Linked DNA regions of Homo sapiens: region 1 is linked to region 2. Evidence: read pairs that join two places in POLR2A ChIA-PET (ENCODE). Cell type or tissue: B cell. All regions are shown on one strand. Links, peaks and the distances in the headings refer to the core of each region. The heading gives the core; the rest is flanking DNA. Region 1 overlaps PRKD2 (protein kinase D2). Region 2 overlaps ARHGAP35 (Rho GTPase activating protein 35).

Region 1 (8,168 bases), core at 2,124-4,623, 300 kb after region 2:
GATCTCAGCTCACCACAACCTCCACTTCCCAGGCTCAAGCGATTCTCCTGCCTCAGCCTACCGAGTAGCTGGGATTACAGGCACACACCATTACTGCCCGGCTAATTTTTGTATTTCTAGTAGAGACGGGGTTTCACCACGTTGGCCAGGCTGGTCTTGAACTCCTGACCTCAAATGATCCACCCGCCTTGCCCTCCCACAGTGCTGGGATTACAGGCATGAGCCACCGCGCCTGTCCAAAACATACAGTTCTTTAAGCCAAGATGTCTCAAGGTTCAGCCCAAGTGTCAAGATCTATATAGGTCCTCTGTCCCTGTTATTCATGCTTCTGAGTGAGAATGTTGAAATCGGGGCTCTGCCTACAGATGAAGGCCATGTACCTGCATTGGCTATGAGGACAGATGACAGGTGAGGACCATCCATTCTGTGATGAGACCCTGTGGCTCCATTGTTTTGTGTGTGTGAGACAGAGTCTTGCTCCGTCACCCAGGATGGAGTGCAGTGGCGTGGTCTTGGCTCACTGCAACCTCTACCTCCTGGGTTCAAGCAATTCTCCTGCTTCAGCCTCCCAAATAGCTGGGATTACAGGTGCGCACCACCACTCCTGGCTAATTTTTGTATTTTTAGTAGACGGGGTTTCACCATGTTGGCCAGGCTGGTTTCAAGTAATCCACCCTCCTCAGCCTCCCCAAGTGCTGGGATTACAGACATGAGCCACTGCGCTGGGCCCCATGCGCCTCCATTTTTGTATGGTGTGCCCTGCAATTAGAGCCATATTCTTGGATGTTCCATTGGGTATTAGGTCTGAGACAGCATCTCTAGCTCCGTGGGTGCCACGCTTGTACAGAAATCCTGATTCTGGGCCAGGCACGGTGGCTCACACCTGTAATCCCAGCACTTTGGGAGGCCAAGGCGGGCGGATCATGAGGTCAGGAGTTAGAGACCAGCCTGGCCAACATGGTGAAACCCTGTCTCTACTAAAACTAGAAAAATTAGCTGGGTGTGGTGGCGGGTACCTATAATCCCAGCTACTCGGGAGGCTGAGGCAGGAGAATCATTTGAACCTGAGGGGGTGGAGGTTGCAGTGAGCCGAGATCATACCATTGCACTCCAGCCTGGGTGACAGGGTGAGACTCCGTCTCAAAAAAAAAAAAAAAAAAGAAATCCAGTTTCTCCAATATCCTGTGTTCCAGATCATCATGCAGTCCAAAGTATACTTGTATTATTTAAGGACTCTAGGCCTGCAGATACTGATTCAGTGCATTAAAAGCTCTTATAAATATTGCCATCGTCCACACACCATATCCAACTCTTGAGGTCTCAGCATATGCAGTCTTTGTCATGATACAGCCCTGGTGTCATCAAGTCCTAATGGGTTATCAGCACAGACTTCACTGGTGCAGCATCACAGATGATGGTCCCAGTTCCTATGGTGGCAAGAGAACCCCAAATGACTACATTCCGACAGGAGTTTAACTCTATCCTGAGACTCATTCTGAGAGTTATAGATAAGATTCTGAAATTCTGGAAGGCACATGAGTGATTCAAGGCCAACACTGGGAAATGGTTCCTGTGTGCAAAGACCATTTGCCCTGCTGAAGCTCTTCTTGCAGGGCCAACACCGTTCTCCAAGCTTGCCTCCGTGATTACAGCATGCAGCCAAGACAGTGCCTACAATGAGGAGGTGTGGAACTGGAAAGCCTGGAGCAGGCGGGTACCAGAAGGGCTCCCAAAGGCTGGAGGAACATTCTTCACTCCAGAATAGAAAGCGATCCTGGAATCGTTTGGAATCACTGGAGATGTATTAGAGCACACATACAGAACGTCCAGTGGGAAACAGGGAGTTGAGCTGATTTCTCCATGGATGAGGATTTTAAAAGATAAAATAGGCAGGGCACAGTGGCTCATGCCTGTAATCCCAACACTTTGGGAGGCTGAGGTGGGAGGATCACTTGAGCCCAGGAGTTCAAGACCAGCCTGGGCAATGTAGCGAGACCCCATCTCTACAAAAAAATAAAAATAAAAAAATTATCTGGGCATGGTAGTGTATGTCTGTGGTTCTGGCTACTCAGGAGGCTGAGGCAGGAGGATTACTTGAGCCCAGGAGTTGAAGGCTGCAGTGAGCTATGATTGTGCCATTGTGCTTCAGCCGGGGGTACAGGGAGATCCTGTCTCTACAAAATAAAATAAGACAATAAGAAGTCATACTTCTGCCTAGTATGGTACAATGGACCTGAGTACAACTGAGAACTCTTTTTTTTTTTTTGAAACTGAGTCTCGCTGTATTGCCCAGGCTGGAGTGCAGTGGCGTGATCTCAGCTCACTACAACCTCTGCCTCCTGGGTTCAAGTGATTCTCCTGCCTCAGCCTCCGGAGTAGCTGGGATTACAGGCGTGTGCCACTACACCCGGCTAAGTTTTGTATTTTTAGTAGAGATGGGGTTTTGCCATGTTGGCCAGTGTGGTCTCAAACTCCTGACCTCAAGTGATCCGCCGGCCTTGGCCTCCCAAAGTGCTGGGATTACAGGCGTGAGCCACCATGCGTGGCCCACACTACTAAGATTTAATCACACTACTTAGGGATTGCCTGGATTCCAGGTCTACAGAAAAGAGAAAGTGGGGTACAGGGGGTGAGCAGACCTGGAGGGATAGTGACCTTAGGGGTGGGGGTGAGGAGAGGCATTTTCTTTTGGAAAGTTGGGGTTGGGGAAAGAGGGGGAACCAAAGGGGCCTCAGAAAAAGGAAGGTCAGGGTTAGAAGGGGGAACAGGTGTCTCTAGGGAGATGGACAGGAGTTTTGGGGAGGACTAGAAGGAGGTGCTTACCATAGAGGACTGGGGCTGGGTCAGAGCTTTGGCGGGGACTTTTGAGGCATCCATTGTTGCAGTGGGAAAAGGTGGGGTGTGAGGCGCGTTCAGGGCCTGGGGGGCAGATGGGGTGATGTCGGGGCTACAAGCTGGAACTAGGGGTGGAGCTTTGGAGGGAACCTTTGAGGTATCCCTTGTTGGAGTGGGAAAATTTTGGGTGTGAGGCGTGTTCAGGGTCTGGGGGACAGATGGGGTGATGGCAGGGCTACAAGCTGAAACTGGGGACAGAGCTTTGGGGGGAGCCTTTGAGGTGTCCCTTGTTGGAGTGAGAAAAGGGGTGTGGGTGTGTTCAGGGTCTGGGGGACAGATGGGGTGATGGTGGGGCTACAAGCTGGAACTTGGGGCAGAACTCTAAGGAGGGGTGGGCCTGAAGGGGCTGATACACTTACGGATAGTAGTGCCTTTTGGAGGAGATCGTGCTGGCGGGGGGTGATGGGACAGGACCAGGTGAGAGATTGGGTGGAAAGGGCACAACTTCTCAAGAAGAGACCTAGGAGGGGCAGACGCCATGTCTCTTACTCTCTGGCGCCCCCTGCAGGCTGCGGGCTGAACTACCACAAGCGCTGTGCCTTCAGCATCCCCAACAACTGTAGTGGGGCCCGCAAACGGCGCCTGTCATCCACGTCTCTGGCCAGTGGCCACTCGGTGCGCCTCGGCACCTCCGAGTCCCTGCCCTGCACGGCTGAAGAGCTGGTGAGGAGATGGGGGATGGGACGGGTTGGTGGCTAGGGGGGTGACTTGGCCCAGGCATGGGGCCAACGCACTGATGTGTCCCCTCCATTCTTGCCAACGACAGAGCCGTAGCACCACCGAACTCCTGCCTCGCCGTCCCCCGTCATCCTCTTCCTCCTCTTCTGCCTCATCGTATACGGGCCGCCCCATTGAGCTGGACAAGATGCTGCTCTCCAAGGTCAAGGTGCCGCACACCTTCCTCATCCACAGCTATACACGGCCCACCGTTTGCCAGGCTTGCAAGAAACTCCTCAAGGGCCTCTTCCGGCAGGGCCTGCAATGCAAAGGTTAGCTGGGCCTGTCGGGGAGGACAGACAGGGTCAGAACCTCCTTCCCGCCCCAACCTGGTCTTGTGGCAGGACACAAGGATCTGAGCCTTGGGACCCCAGGGCCTCAGAAGGGGAGGGCCCTGAATCCTAGTGTTCTGGGACCTTTGGAATTCTGGAATCTTAGAACCTCAGTTGTGTGTGTGTGTGTGTGTGTGTGTGTGTGTGTGTTGTTGTTGTTTTTTGGAGACAGGGTGTCACTCTATCACCCAGGCTGGAGTGCAGTGGCGCAATCACGGCTCACTGCAGCTTCAACCTCCTGGGTTCAAGTGATCCTCCTGCCTCAGCCTCCCAAGTAGCTAGGACTACAGGTGGTGCCACCACACCCAGCTAATTTTCTTTTCTTTTTTTTTTTTTTGAGACGGAGTCTCACTCTGTCGCCCAGGCTGGAGTGCAGTGGTGTGATCTCGGCTCACTGCAAACTCTGCCTCCTGGGATCAGGACATTCTCCTGCCTCAGCCTCCTGAGTAGCTGGGACTACAGGCGCCCGCCACCATGCCTGGCTAATTTTTTTGTATTTTTAGTAGAGACGGGGTTTCACCATGTTAGCTAGGATGGTCTCGATCTCCTGACCTTGTGATCCACCTGCCTCGACCTCCCAAAATGCCGGGATTACAGGCGTGAGCCACCGCGCCTGGCCACACCCAGCTAATTTTTAAATCATTTGTAGAGAGAAGGTATCACTATATTGTTCAGGCTGGTCTTGAACTCCTGGGCTCAAGCAATCCTCCTACCTCGGCCTCCCAAAGTGCTGGGATTACAGGTGTGAGCCACCGCGCCCAGCTGAACCTCAGTCTTTAGAACCTTGGAATCCTAGATTCATAACGTGCTTAGCATGGAATTCTAAAACTGTAGAACCTGAGAATTCTAGAATCAGAACCATAGCATTCAAGAATTCCGAATGATAGAATTCAGCTAAAATAACAACAGAACTTTAGATTACACATCTTAGATCTCCCAAGTTATAGACTCTCAGAGCATGAGAATTTTGGAACCATGGGATTTGAGGGTAATAGAAACATAGGCACATCAAATTTGAGAGTCTTAGACGTCTAGAATCATATAAGCTTGAAACCATCGTAACCTAGAATCCTGGAAATTCTAGACTCCCAGAACTTTGAACAATCAAATTCTAGAATCCAGCCAGGTGTGGTGGCTCATGCATGTAATCTCAGCACTTTGGGAGGCCAAGGTAGGTGGATCACTTGAGCCTAGGAGTTTAAGACCAGCCTGGGCAACATGGTGAAACCCTGTCTCTACAAAAAAAATTAAAAATTAGCCAGGCATGGCAGCATGCATCTGTGGTTCCAGCTACTTGGGACTCTGAGGAGGGAGGATTGCTTGAGCCCAGGAGGTTGAGGCTGCAGTGAGCCATGATTGTGCCACTGCATTCCAGCCTGGGTGACAGAGCAAGAACTTGTCTCAAAAAAAGAAAAAAAAAAATTCTAGAACCTCAGAAGCCTAGATCCACATAAACTTAGAAACATCCAATTCAAGAATTTACTGGAACAATCAAATTCTAGAATCTTAGAAGCCTAGAGCTAAAGAAGCATAGAAACATCAAATTCTAGAATCTTGTATGTATAGAATCCTAGAACCTTGGAATCTGCAGATTCTGGAGGTAGAGAAGCCTAGAATTGTAGAACCCTAGAACTGTCAAATTTTAGAGTTTAGATATATAACACCCTAAAATCTTGGACATTAAAGAGTCTTAGAAGTGTTGACTCATAGATGTCTAGAGTTCTAGAAACTTGGACATCAAACTCTGAAGCCTTAGAAATACGGAATCAGGTCAGGGGCAGTAGCTCACACCTGTAATCCCAGCACTTTGGGAGGCTTAGGTGGGTGGATTGCTTGAGCCCAGGAGTTCAAGACCAGCTTGTACAACATGGAAAGACCCCATCTCTACAAAAAATACGAAAAATTAGCCAGGCATGGTAGTGCGTGCCTGTAGTTTCAGCTACTCAGGAGGCTGAGGTGGGAAGATCGCTTGAGCCTGGGAGGCAGAGGTTGCAGTGAGCCGAGATGGTGCCATTGCACACTCTAGTCTGGGTGACAGCCAGACTGTTTCTTAAAAAAAAAAAAAAAAAACAAAAAACAGAATCATAGAACCTTCATAAAATAGGTTTTTAGTAAACTCTAGAATCTTCGATGTATAGTGTCCCTAGAACCGTGGAAACACTGAACTCTACAGCAATGGTTCTCGACCAGGGGCCGTTTTGCTCCTAGGGGATGTTTGGCAAGGGTTGGAGATGGTTTTGTTTGGTACGCTGGGATAGTGCTACTGGCATCCAGTAGGTAGAAGTCAGAGATGCAGCTAAACATCCTACAATACACAGAGCAAGTGCCCTAAAACAAGGAATTATCCTGGGCACTGTGTTAGTGTCACGGGTTGAGGAACCCAGCCCTAGGGTGTTCAGAGTCTGGAGTCACAGCACATTAGAACCAATAACACACACACACACACACACACACAAGTCGGGCGCGGTGGCTCACGCCTGTAATCCCAGCACTTTTAGGAGGCCAAGGCAGGTGGATCATCTGAGGTCAGGAGCGCGAAACCAGCCTGACCAACATGGCGAAACCCCGTCTCTACTAAAAACACAAAAAAATCAGCTGGGCGTGGTAGTGGGCGCCTGTAGTCCCACGCCCAGCTAATTTTTGTATTTTTAGTAGAGACGAGGTTTTACCATGTAGGGCAGGCTGGTTTCGAACTCCTGACCTCAAATGATCTGCTCTCCCCGGCCTCCCAAAATACCGAGATTACAGGCGGGAGCCACTGCACCCAGCAGTCGTCGGGATTTTGAGTCTAGCCCTCCTACTTAATCAAGACCCCCCCGATGGTTGGGAAAACTGTGGCTGAAAGTGGGAAAATGACCAGGGCAGCAGCAGCCAGTGTTCTTACCCAGACAGCAAGAGTAGACTCTTTTGAGCCTGAGGCTTAGGGTCAAGGTTCAAGCCTTCCAGGTAACCTCTCTTCCCCTTCTCACCCGTTCCCTTGTTCCCTGTCCTACCAGACTGCAAGTTTAACTGTCACAAACGCTGCGCCACCCGCGTCCCTAATGACTGCCTGGGGGAGGCCCTTATCAATGGAGGTGAGAGGCTGGGGGGATGCTGGGGAGAAAGGGGAAGGGGCAGGACTGGGTGGAGACCCCTCTGATGCCTCCGTCCCCACAGATGTGCCGATGGAGGAGGCCACCGATTTCAGCGAGGCTGACAAGAGCGCCCTCATGGATGAGTCAGAGGACTCCGGTGTCATCCCTGGCTCCCACTCAGAGAATGCGCTCCACGCCAGTGAGGAGGAGGAAGGCGAGGGAGGCAAGGCCCAGAGGTATACACAGAACCCTCCAAGAGACCCTGGGGGAAGACCCTCCTGCACAGTGAACCTCAATTTCTTTTTCTCTACAATGGGCTGACATCACCTCATATTTATAAATTTTCCCAGTTCCTGAGGCAAACCTTTTAAAGCACTACAATTTTTTTTAAATAATTTTTTGTTTGAGACAGGGTCTCGGTCTGTCGCCCAGGCTGGTGCAGTGGTGCAGTCTTGACTCACTGCAGCCTCGACCACCTGGGCTCAAGCGATCCTGCCACCTTAGCCTCTCGAGTAGCTGGGACCACAGGCTCGTCCACCACACCCAGCTAATTTTTGTATTTCTGTAGAGACAGGGTCTACCCTATGTTGCCCAGGCTGGTCTTGAACTCCTGACTCCTGAGCTCAAGTGATCCACCCGCCTCAGCCTCCCAAAGGGTCTTGCTTTGTTGCCCACTGGAGTGCAGTGGTGTGATTGTGGCTCACTGTAACCTCAAACTCCTGGGCTCAGGTGATCCTCCTGCCTCAGCCTCCCGAGTATCTGGGACTACAGGGATGCACTGCTATCCCTGGCTAATTTTAGACGGCGTTTCGCTCTTGTTGCCCAGGCTGGAGTGCAGTGATGCAATTTCAGTTCATTGCAACCTCTGTCTCCTGGGTTCAAGCGATTCTCCTGCCTCAGCCTCCCAAGTAGCTGGGACTACAGGCACCCGCCCAGGCCCAGCTACTTTTTTTGTATTTTTAGTAGAGACAGGGTTTTGCCATGTTGGTCAGGCTGGTCTTGAACTCCCAACCTCAGGTAATCCACCTGCCTCGGCCTCCCAAAGTGCTGGGATTACAGGCATGAGCCACCGCGCCTGACCTATATTCCTCTTCTTTTTTTTTTTTTTTTTTTTTTAAGATAGGGGGTCTTGCTATGTTGCCCAGGGTGG
Region 2 (8,168 bases), core at 3,155-5,654:
GGACTACAGGCGCACACCACTACGCCCAGCTAATTTTTGTATTTTTAGTACAGACGGGGTTTCACCATGTTGGCCAGGATGGTCTTGATCTCTTGACCTTGTGATCCGCCTGCCTAGGCTTCCCAAAGTGCTGGGATTACAGGCATGAGCCACCACGCGTGGCTGACATTTTTTTTTTAGAGCAGTATTAGGCTAACAGCAACTTTGCTTTTTGAAAACATTGTGCTGAAATATTTTTATGTTGATGACTGAAGTCTCTTTCGTGTTCTGTTAAGTTTTGCAACTGAGGCAAGTGCTCCCAACAACTGAATCCTCGTTAACTCCTCGGTCCTGCCTAAATAATGGCCACATTCATTTGTTTACTGTGTTCCTTCCACTAGGATGTCAGCTCCGGGCAGGGATTTGTTTAATGTCTGTGTGCCCCAGCCTGAATGAATAACACACCGAGAAAAGTACTTTTTTTTTCTTTCTTTTTTTTAGACAGGGTCTGGCTCTGTTGCCCAGGCTGGAGTGCAGTGGTACGATCTTGGCTCACTGCAACCTTGAACTTCCTGAGTTCAAGTGATCCTCCCACCTCAGCCTCCCGAGTAGCTGGGATTACAGGCATGCGCCACCACGCCTGGCTAATTTTGTATTTTTTTTTTTTAATTTATTTATTTTTTATTGATAATTCTCGGGTGTTTCTCACAGAGGGGGATTTGGCAGGGTCATAGGACAATAGTGGAGGGAAGGTCAGCAGATAAACAAGTGAACAAAGGTCTCTGGTTTTCCTAGGCAGAGGACCCTGCGGCCTTCCGCAGTGTTTGTGTCCCTGGGTACTTGAGATTAGGGAGTGGTGATGACTCTTAACGAGCATGCTGCCTTCAAGCATCTGTTTAACAAAGCACATCTTGCACCGCCCTTAATCCATTTAACCCTGAGTGGACACAGCAGATGTTTCAGAGAGCACAGGGTTGGGGGTAAGGTCACAGATCAACAGGATCCCACAGCAGAAGAAGTTTTCTTAGTACAAAACAAAATGAAAAGTCTCCCATGTCTACTTCTTTCTACACAGACACGGCAACCATCCGATTTCTCAATCTTTTCCCCACCTTTCCCGCCTTTCTATTCCACAAAACCGCCATTGTCATCCTGGCCCGTTCTCAATGAGCTGTTGGGCACACCTCCCAGACAGGGTGGTGGCCGGGCAGAGGGGCTCCTCACTTCCCAGTAGGGGCGGCCGGGCAGAGGCGCCCCTCACCTCCCGGACGGGGCGGCTGGCCGGGCGGGGTGCTGACCCCCCCACCTCCCTCCCGGACGGGGTGGCTGCCGGGCGGAGACGCTCCTCACTTCCCAGACTGGGTGGCTGTCGGGCGGAGAGGCTCCTCACTTCTCAGACGGGGCGGCTGCCGGGCGGAGGGGCTCCTCACTTCTCAGACGGGGCGGCCGGGCAGAGATGCTCCTCACCTCCCAGACCGGGTCGCAGCCGGGCAGAGGTGCTCCTCACATCCCAGACGGGGCGGCGGGGCAGAGGCGCTCCCCACATCTCAGACGATGGGCGGCCGGGCAGAGACGCTCCTCACTTCCTAGATGTGATGGCGGCCGGGAAGAGGTGCTCCTCACTTCCTAGGTGGGATGGCGGCCGGGCGGAGACGCTCCTCACTTTCCAGACTGGGCAGCCAGGCAGAGGGGCTCCTCACATCCCAGACGATGGGCGGCCAGGCAGAGACGCTCCTCACTTCCCAGACGGGGTGGCAGCCGGGCAGAGGCTGCAATCTCGGCACTTTGGGAGGCCAAGGCAGGCGGCTGGGAGGTGGAGGCTGTAGCGAGCCGAGATCACGCCACTGCACTCCAGCCTGGGCACCATTGAGCACTGAGTGAATGAGACTCCGTCTGCAATCCCGGCACCTTGGGAGGCCGAGGCTGGCGGATCACTTGCGGTTAGGGGCTGGAGACCGGCCCGGCCAACACAGCGAAACCCCGTCTCCACCAAAACCAGTCAGGCGTGGCGGCGCGAGCCTGCAATCGCAGGCACTCCGCAGGCTGAGTCAGGAGAATCAGGCAGGGAGGTTGCAGTGAGCTGAGATGGCAGCAGTACTGTCCAGCTTCGGCTCGGCATCAGAGGGAGACCGTGGAAAGAGAGGGAGAGGGAGACCGTGGGGAGAGGGAGAGGGAGACGGAGAGGGAGAGCTCCTAATTTTGTATTTTTAGTAGAGACGGGGTTTCTTCATGTTGCTCAGGCTGTGTCTTGAACTCCCGATCTCAGGTGATCTGCCCGCCTCGGCCTCTCAAAGTCCTGGGATTACAGGCGTGATCCACTGCACCTGGCCCCAAGCTGCTAATTAAAAAAAGAAATGTTTTGTAGAGACAAGGTCTAACTTTGTTGAACAGGCTGTTCTTGAATTCCTGGGCTCAGGTGATCCTCCTCTCTTGGCCTCCCACAGCACTATGATGACAAGTATGAGCCACCATGCTCAGCTCAGAAAGTACTCTGAAAGAACTTATTTTTTTCCTTTGAAAGCACGGAGAGTCTACGGCCATACACCCTGAACCCACTCGATCTCATCTGAAAGCAAAGAGACCCATCTTGGCTGGGGGAGTCAGGGAGGGCTTTCCCTGTGGAGGAGTCTGAGGAGCTGAAATCTGAAGGACCAGGAGAAAGTTAGCAAGGTGGGATGGCCTCAAGGGAGGACAGTCTTGGAGGAGGAGGGGACAATACTGCAAAATGCCCGAGGTGGGCAGGCCCCAGGGGAGTTGGAGTATCTGGACCAGAGTGCAAGGAAAGGCTCCTGGGAGGTGGGCGGGGTCGGGGGTGGGACCCTGTGGAAGAGTTCAGGCTTCCTCTAAGGGCATTGGAGATCCCTGGAGGATGTTACGGGAGGAGACACATGGCTAGATGTGAGATCTGATCTGCCCTCATGGAGATGGGAGTGGGTGAGCATGGAGGGCAGATGTCTTGGTGAGATCAGACAGGGCTGGGGTGCAGGGAGCAGGAAGGGGAGTGTGCTGGAAGGCAAAATGGAACTGGGAGTTGTACCTGGTTGACTGGAAGGGAGAGAGACACCCCAAGGGGGCCCCCAGGGTCTCTCTCTGGCTTGAGGGGGGGATCCTGGGGAATGGACCTGTTTGGAGAAAGGGTCAGGAGTTTGGCTGTGGGTGTGTCACAGTGGAGTCCCCAAGTAGAGTGTCATAGACAGGTGGATATGATGTTTTGCTTGCAGCGGAGGTCTAGGCTGGAGTCACGTGGGAGAGGGTGGTTTACAGATGGGGCAGGTCAAGGGCAAGGTTGAGACCACCGCGTTCGAAAAACCGAATGAAGGCTTACCACGCATAAGGCATCTTGTTGGGCCTCCTGGGGTGGCCTATCTGGGAGCCGCGAAGCTGCCCCCCAAAGCTCTCAACGTGGGTGCTGGTGGTTGTGAGGCTCGTGTTTAGAAAGCACACAAGTCTTGAAGAGCAAGAGCGAGAGAAGGCTGAGCACAGGGGCTCACGCCTGCCCTCCCAGTGCTTTGGGAGGCTGAGGTGGAAGGATTGCTTGAACCCGGGAGGTGGAGGCTGCAGTAAGCTGAGATCACACCACTGCACTCCAGCCTGGGCGACAGAGCAGGACTTTGTCTCAAAAAAAAAAAAAAAAAAAAAAAAAAAAAAGTCCGGGCATGGAGGCTCATGCCTGTAATCCTGTAATCCCAGCGTTTTGGGAGGCCGAGGCGGGTGGATCACGAGGTCAAGAGATCAAGACCATCCTGGCTAACATGGTGAAACCCCATCTCTACTAAAAATACAAAAATTAGCTGGGCATGGTGGCGGCACCTGTAATCCCAGCTACTCGGGAGGCTGAGGCAGGAGAATCACTTGAATCCAGGAGGCAGAGGTTGCAGTGATCCGAGATCGCGCCATCACACTCCAGCCTGGGCAACAGAGGGAGACTCCGTCTAAAAAAAAAAAAAAGACACTCCTTGGCCAGTCAGCACCCAGAGCCCACTGCCTATCTGGTTCTGGTCTCTCCCTCAACCCAGCTTAGCACAGAGCGGGGCCCCCAGATGGCTCAGCCTTTGCCCAAAGAAGGGAGGAACAGGCCGGGCATGGTGGCTCATGCCTGTCATCCCAGTGCTTTGGGAGGTCGAGGCAGGAGGATCGCTTGAACCCAGGAGCTCAAGACCAGCTTGAGCAATAGAGCGAGATCCCATCTCTGAAAAAAAAAAAAAAAAAAAAAAAAAAGCCAGATGTGGTAGCATGTGCCTCTGTAGTCCCAGCTACTTGGAGGCTGAGGTGGGAGGATTGCTTCAGCCTGCGAGTTCAAGGCTGAAGTGAGCCGTGTTTGTGCCACTGCATTCCAGCCTGGACAACAGACTAAGAAAAGGAAAAAAAAAAATAGAGAAGACAGGTTTCTGTCAGCACACATTGAGTACCAACTGCACACCAGGAGGATGTAGAGATTTAATTCAAAAAAACAAAGGAGAAACCCTGGAGCGCTCACGGGGAGTGACATAAACCCCCAGCAGGTAAATCCCAGCTGCAGGGTGAATCCGTGAGTGGAGAGGGTCAGGGATGTTTCTGGAGAAAGACTGGCTTTGAAGAACAGGGTAGGATCTGATGGGCAGGCTAGAGGTTTGGGGAAGGGTGGATGGAAGGAATTTCAGGCAGAGGGAAGTGCTCAAAGCAAGGATCTGGAAGCAGAAAGCAGCCAGCTGCACTCAAAAGAATGAGACTCGGCCAGGCGAGGTGGCTCACGCCTCTAATCCCAGCACTTTGGGAGGCTGAGGTGGGCGGATCACCTGAGGCCAGGAGTTCGAGACCAGCCTGGCCAACATGGAGAAATCCCGTCTCTACTAAAAATATAAAATTAGCCAGGTGTGGTGGTGCATGCCTGTAATCCCAGCTACTCAGGAGGCTGAGGCAGGAAAATCCCTTGAACCGGGGAGGCGGAGGTTGTAGTGAGCCTAGATCGAGCCACTGCACTCCAGCCTGGGCAACAAGAGCAAAACTCTGTCAAAAAAAAAAAAAAAAAAAAAAAAAAAAAAAAAGACTAATTTTGACTGATGTTGGGGAGTTGGGTTAGAGGAGTGGGAGAGAAGAGCAGGATGGATCCAGACAGAGCGTGGGGTTCTGCATGGATGCCAAGGAGCCTGGGCTATGGTCAGTAGGCATCTCCGTTTGTTTGCCTGCCTGGCTGAGGCAGTGGCAAACAGACGTCATCTCTGGTGCCAGCCCCTATTGATTGGCAGTGGCTGCCTGGAGAGGGGTGTGGCAGAGTGCGGTGATCAGCTAGCCATGTCTGCTATGGGCACAGGCAGGGAAGGATGCATCTTGTATGCTGAATAGTTCACTCTTCTGCCATGAATATTGAGGGCAGGGGGGCCATTCAGTGTGTGGGGGTGTCTATCAGAGTCTAGTGAGCTTGAATTCAGGTCTAGGCTAGAATGGAGGCAGAGGGAACAGCAGAGTCACGCTCAAGTGACATTTGGGATCTTAGAAGCAGTCAGGGGTAAGTAAGGAGGGGGCCAAGGATAGAGCAAACTTGAGCCTGGGAGACTGGAAAGAGGAAGATATTCCTAACGAGAGTTTTTTAGGGGGTGAGCAGAGAGGAGGTGTTTTTGGTGGCAAGGCTTCTTTGGGAAGCAGCCCACCTCCGTCCCTGGAGGTGCTGTCCTGGATGACGGTGGTGACGGTGGCTAACTCTGGCATAGAGCCTGGGTCTCTGACCCCAGGGCCAGCACCAGGGAGTGAGTGTGACCTTAGGCTCTCCCCTCTCAGAACTTCAGCCCTGACCCCTCCCTTGAGAAGGGTCTGAGGTCGGCCACCTCCTGGCCACAAGCCTGCTCATGACCCTGCCCCTGGAACTCACCCAGGAAGTGAACAGGGGCATCTGACTCCCGGTACCACCCGCGTGGCCTCAGGCCGGAGGGGAGTGGGAAGGAAGGTCAGGAGCGGCACCTCTGGCATCCCCTCCCCACGCCTGCCTGCAGCTCCTGCGGCCATGGGGGTTTGTGGGAGGCACTTTAGGTGATGCTGAGAAACCACAGGAATGACGCGGCCTTCTGGGAAGCTGTGCTGGAGAGGAAAGCAGGTGAGAGCCGGGAGGGGGGGCTCGTGCTGGCCGAGGCCTCTCCTGTGGGAGCCTCCTGCTTCCCCCCCCGGGCGCCTAAGCCTGTGAAACCCTGGTGTGTGCTGCACTGGCCCGGTAAGGAGGAGGCCCCCCTTCACTTCTCTCAGGTTTGGTTTTTTACAAGATTCATTTATTAACTATGATACAGATCACATAAGGCCTTTTGTTTTTTACACCATTCCCATTGAGACAAGTACAATACTTTGTAGCAAATACATGATTTTAAAAAACAAAACCAAACAAAAACACCTCAGTCAGAGATGCCTCAGCCTTCATTGAGGGCTGACCATGCACTAATCAGGTTGGAGCCTCAAAAAACCCACGATGTGTTTTTAAAAAAAAGTCTGGAAATTAAGCAAACATTCCTAACACCAGCTAGACGATGTTCCGGTTAAAGCCCCTAAAATACAAAGAAATAATTGTTATACTTTCTTTACATACAGGTCTTCACTTTTGCTGCGAAACAGAATTTTGGGCACACAGCCAGACTACTAACACATTTCAATACCATTAATATGTTTTGTTTTTTCTCAGAAACTCAAAATATTTGTTAATTCAACATATATAAAGATCATTTAACATGTGAAAATACAAGTACCAGAAAAATAAGCTGGCAGCAGCACTATTCCAAATTTTCAAACAAGTTTTATTTCCATACAATTCTGACATTTCCGTTTTTTTGTTTTTTTCTTAAATGTACACAGGGAACATGATTCTTTTTATGCAAACAATAACTTAGGCCTGTAGCATCGCTGCCGGCTCCGCCACGGGAGGGCTGGGGGAGGCCAGCCCAGGTCAGCAGTGGCCGAGGTGACAGACCGCCTCCTGCTCTGTCCCCCGCGCGCGCCGCGCATTGGCCACGCTGCACCGACCGCACCGCGGCCGCGCCCCCACCGGACCCGCGACAGAAACTGCCCCCTTCCTGGGCCACTTTCTGACCTGGACACAGACGATGTCCTCCGAGGGAGGGAGCCCACCCCCGTTACACCTCAGAGCCACGAAGCCGGCGCCCGCTCCCTGCCGCAGCTTCCCCGGATCCCTGCGCTGCCCTCGGGAAAGCAGCGACTCAACCAGACCCAGCCCCCCGCGCGGCAGGGGCCCTCCTGGCCACCGCACCCTACTTTTTCTAGCCGGCGCCCCCAAAGCAGTGGCTTCTCATAGGAAAGGATGGGAGGGGGGCGCAGCTGAGGTGACTCTTGATGACAAGTCACTGCAGCTGGCCTGCTGTGAAGTTTTGTGTGTGTGTGTGTGTGTGTGTGTGTGTGTGCGTGTCCAGAATGCCTGGTGGCCTGCGGGGGTCTTTACCAAGGGGATGCTGGCTTGACCCAGGCCTCCTTTCCCTAAGAGCAGCAGGAGCTGAGTGAGGCACAGGGATGCCCCCATCCCCTTCTGGCCAGCGAGCTGCTCCTATGATGTCACCCTCTGTCCACCGTGACAAAGACAGACACATCCTGCAGAAGAATCTGGGTCGCAGCAGGTGCCCTGCCTCCAGCAGGAAGCAAAACCAAGGCGGTGGAGGCAGGAGAGCACGGAGACAGACGCCCCGAAGCTCTCTCCCTGTTCCTCCCCAAACGCTAGGCGATGGGAAAGACGGGGACAATGCAGAGTAAATGTGTGCCGTGACACCCAGTATGCGACACAAGCCAAGAATTCTAAGTGGATTCACGAGCCACGCCACCCAGCCTTGGGTCTTCCCTCTTCAGCCGTCAGAGCCAGGATCAGTCTCTGGCTTTGCACCAAGGGCTGCTGTCCCCTCACACGGTGTCTGCGCTCTCGCTGGGCAGGGGTGGCTGCCCCACGTCCCCATTCTGGACAAGCCAACGCCCTCCCACCCAGTGCTGAGAGCTGCATGCGAGTCCCATGAGCACCCTCTGTGCACACACCTTCCAGAACTTAGAGCCCCAACAAAAGCGGGAGTGGGGGCAGCATGGTCCCAACAATCCCCAGGGACGCTCCTCTGTGGCTCCCATGCAAGTGCCCATTTGGGCTGCACGCTTCCCTGACCGGACGCTGAAGGCCGGCCTGCCACGACTGGCCATGCCCCTCAAACGACCGAGATGTCCTCTAGTCCCTCAGCCCGGAG

The links. Peaks named below come from ENCODE experiments on the same cell type or tissue, not always from the same donor. Only the 100,000 strongest peaks of a DNase experiment are listed, where the experiment ranks them.
Region 1: POLR2A ChIA-PET joins it to region 2 with 5 read pairs; 2 of 35 experiments call an interaction of 5 or more read pairs at or near these places.

Annotation. Positions count from the first base shown.
Region 1 is chr19:46,699,885-46,708,052 of GRCh38, reverse strand. It overlaps PRKD2 (protein kinase D2), which reads left to right. Exons shown (of 18, transcript NM_016457.5): 4 at 3,404-3,558; 5 at 3,662-3,884; 6 at 6,941-7,018; 7 at 7,101-7,254. Among named protein-coding and RNA genes, the nearest start is that of MIR320E, 5.4 kb to the left of the region's middle. In B cell, for the core only: a CTCF peak has its summit at 3,412 (motif pointing left); a DNase peak (open chromatin) is centred at 3,392; H3K27ac peaks cover 731 bases.
Region 2 is chr19:47,003,103-47,011,270 of GRCh38, reverse strand. It overlaps ARHGAP35 (Rho GTPase activating protein 35), which reads right to left. Exons shown (of 7, transcript NM_004491.5): 7 at 6,194-8,168. Among named protein-coding and RNA genes, the nearest start is that of NPAS1, 13 kb to the left of the region's middle. RefSeq lists enhancers at 5,266-5,844, 7,318-8,064, 8,065-8,168. In B cell, for the core only: no CTCF peak of the experiment used is centred there; no DNase peak of the experiment used is centred there.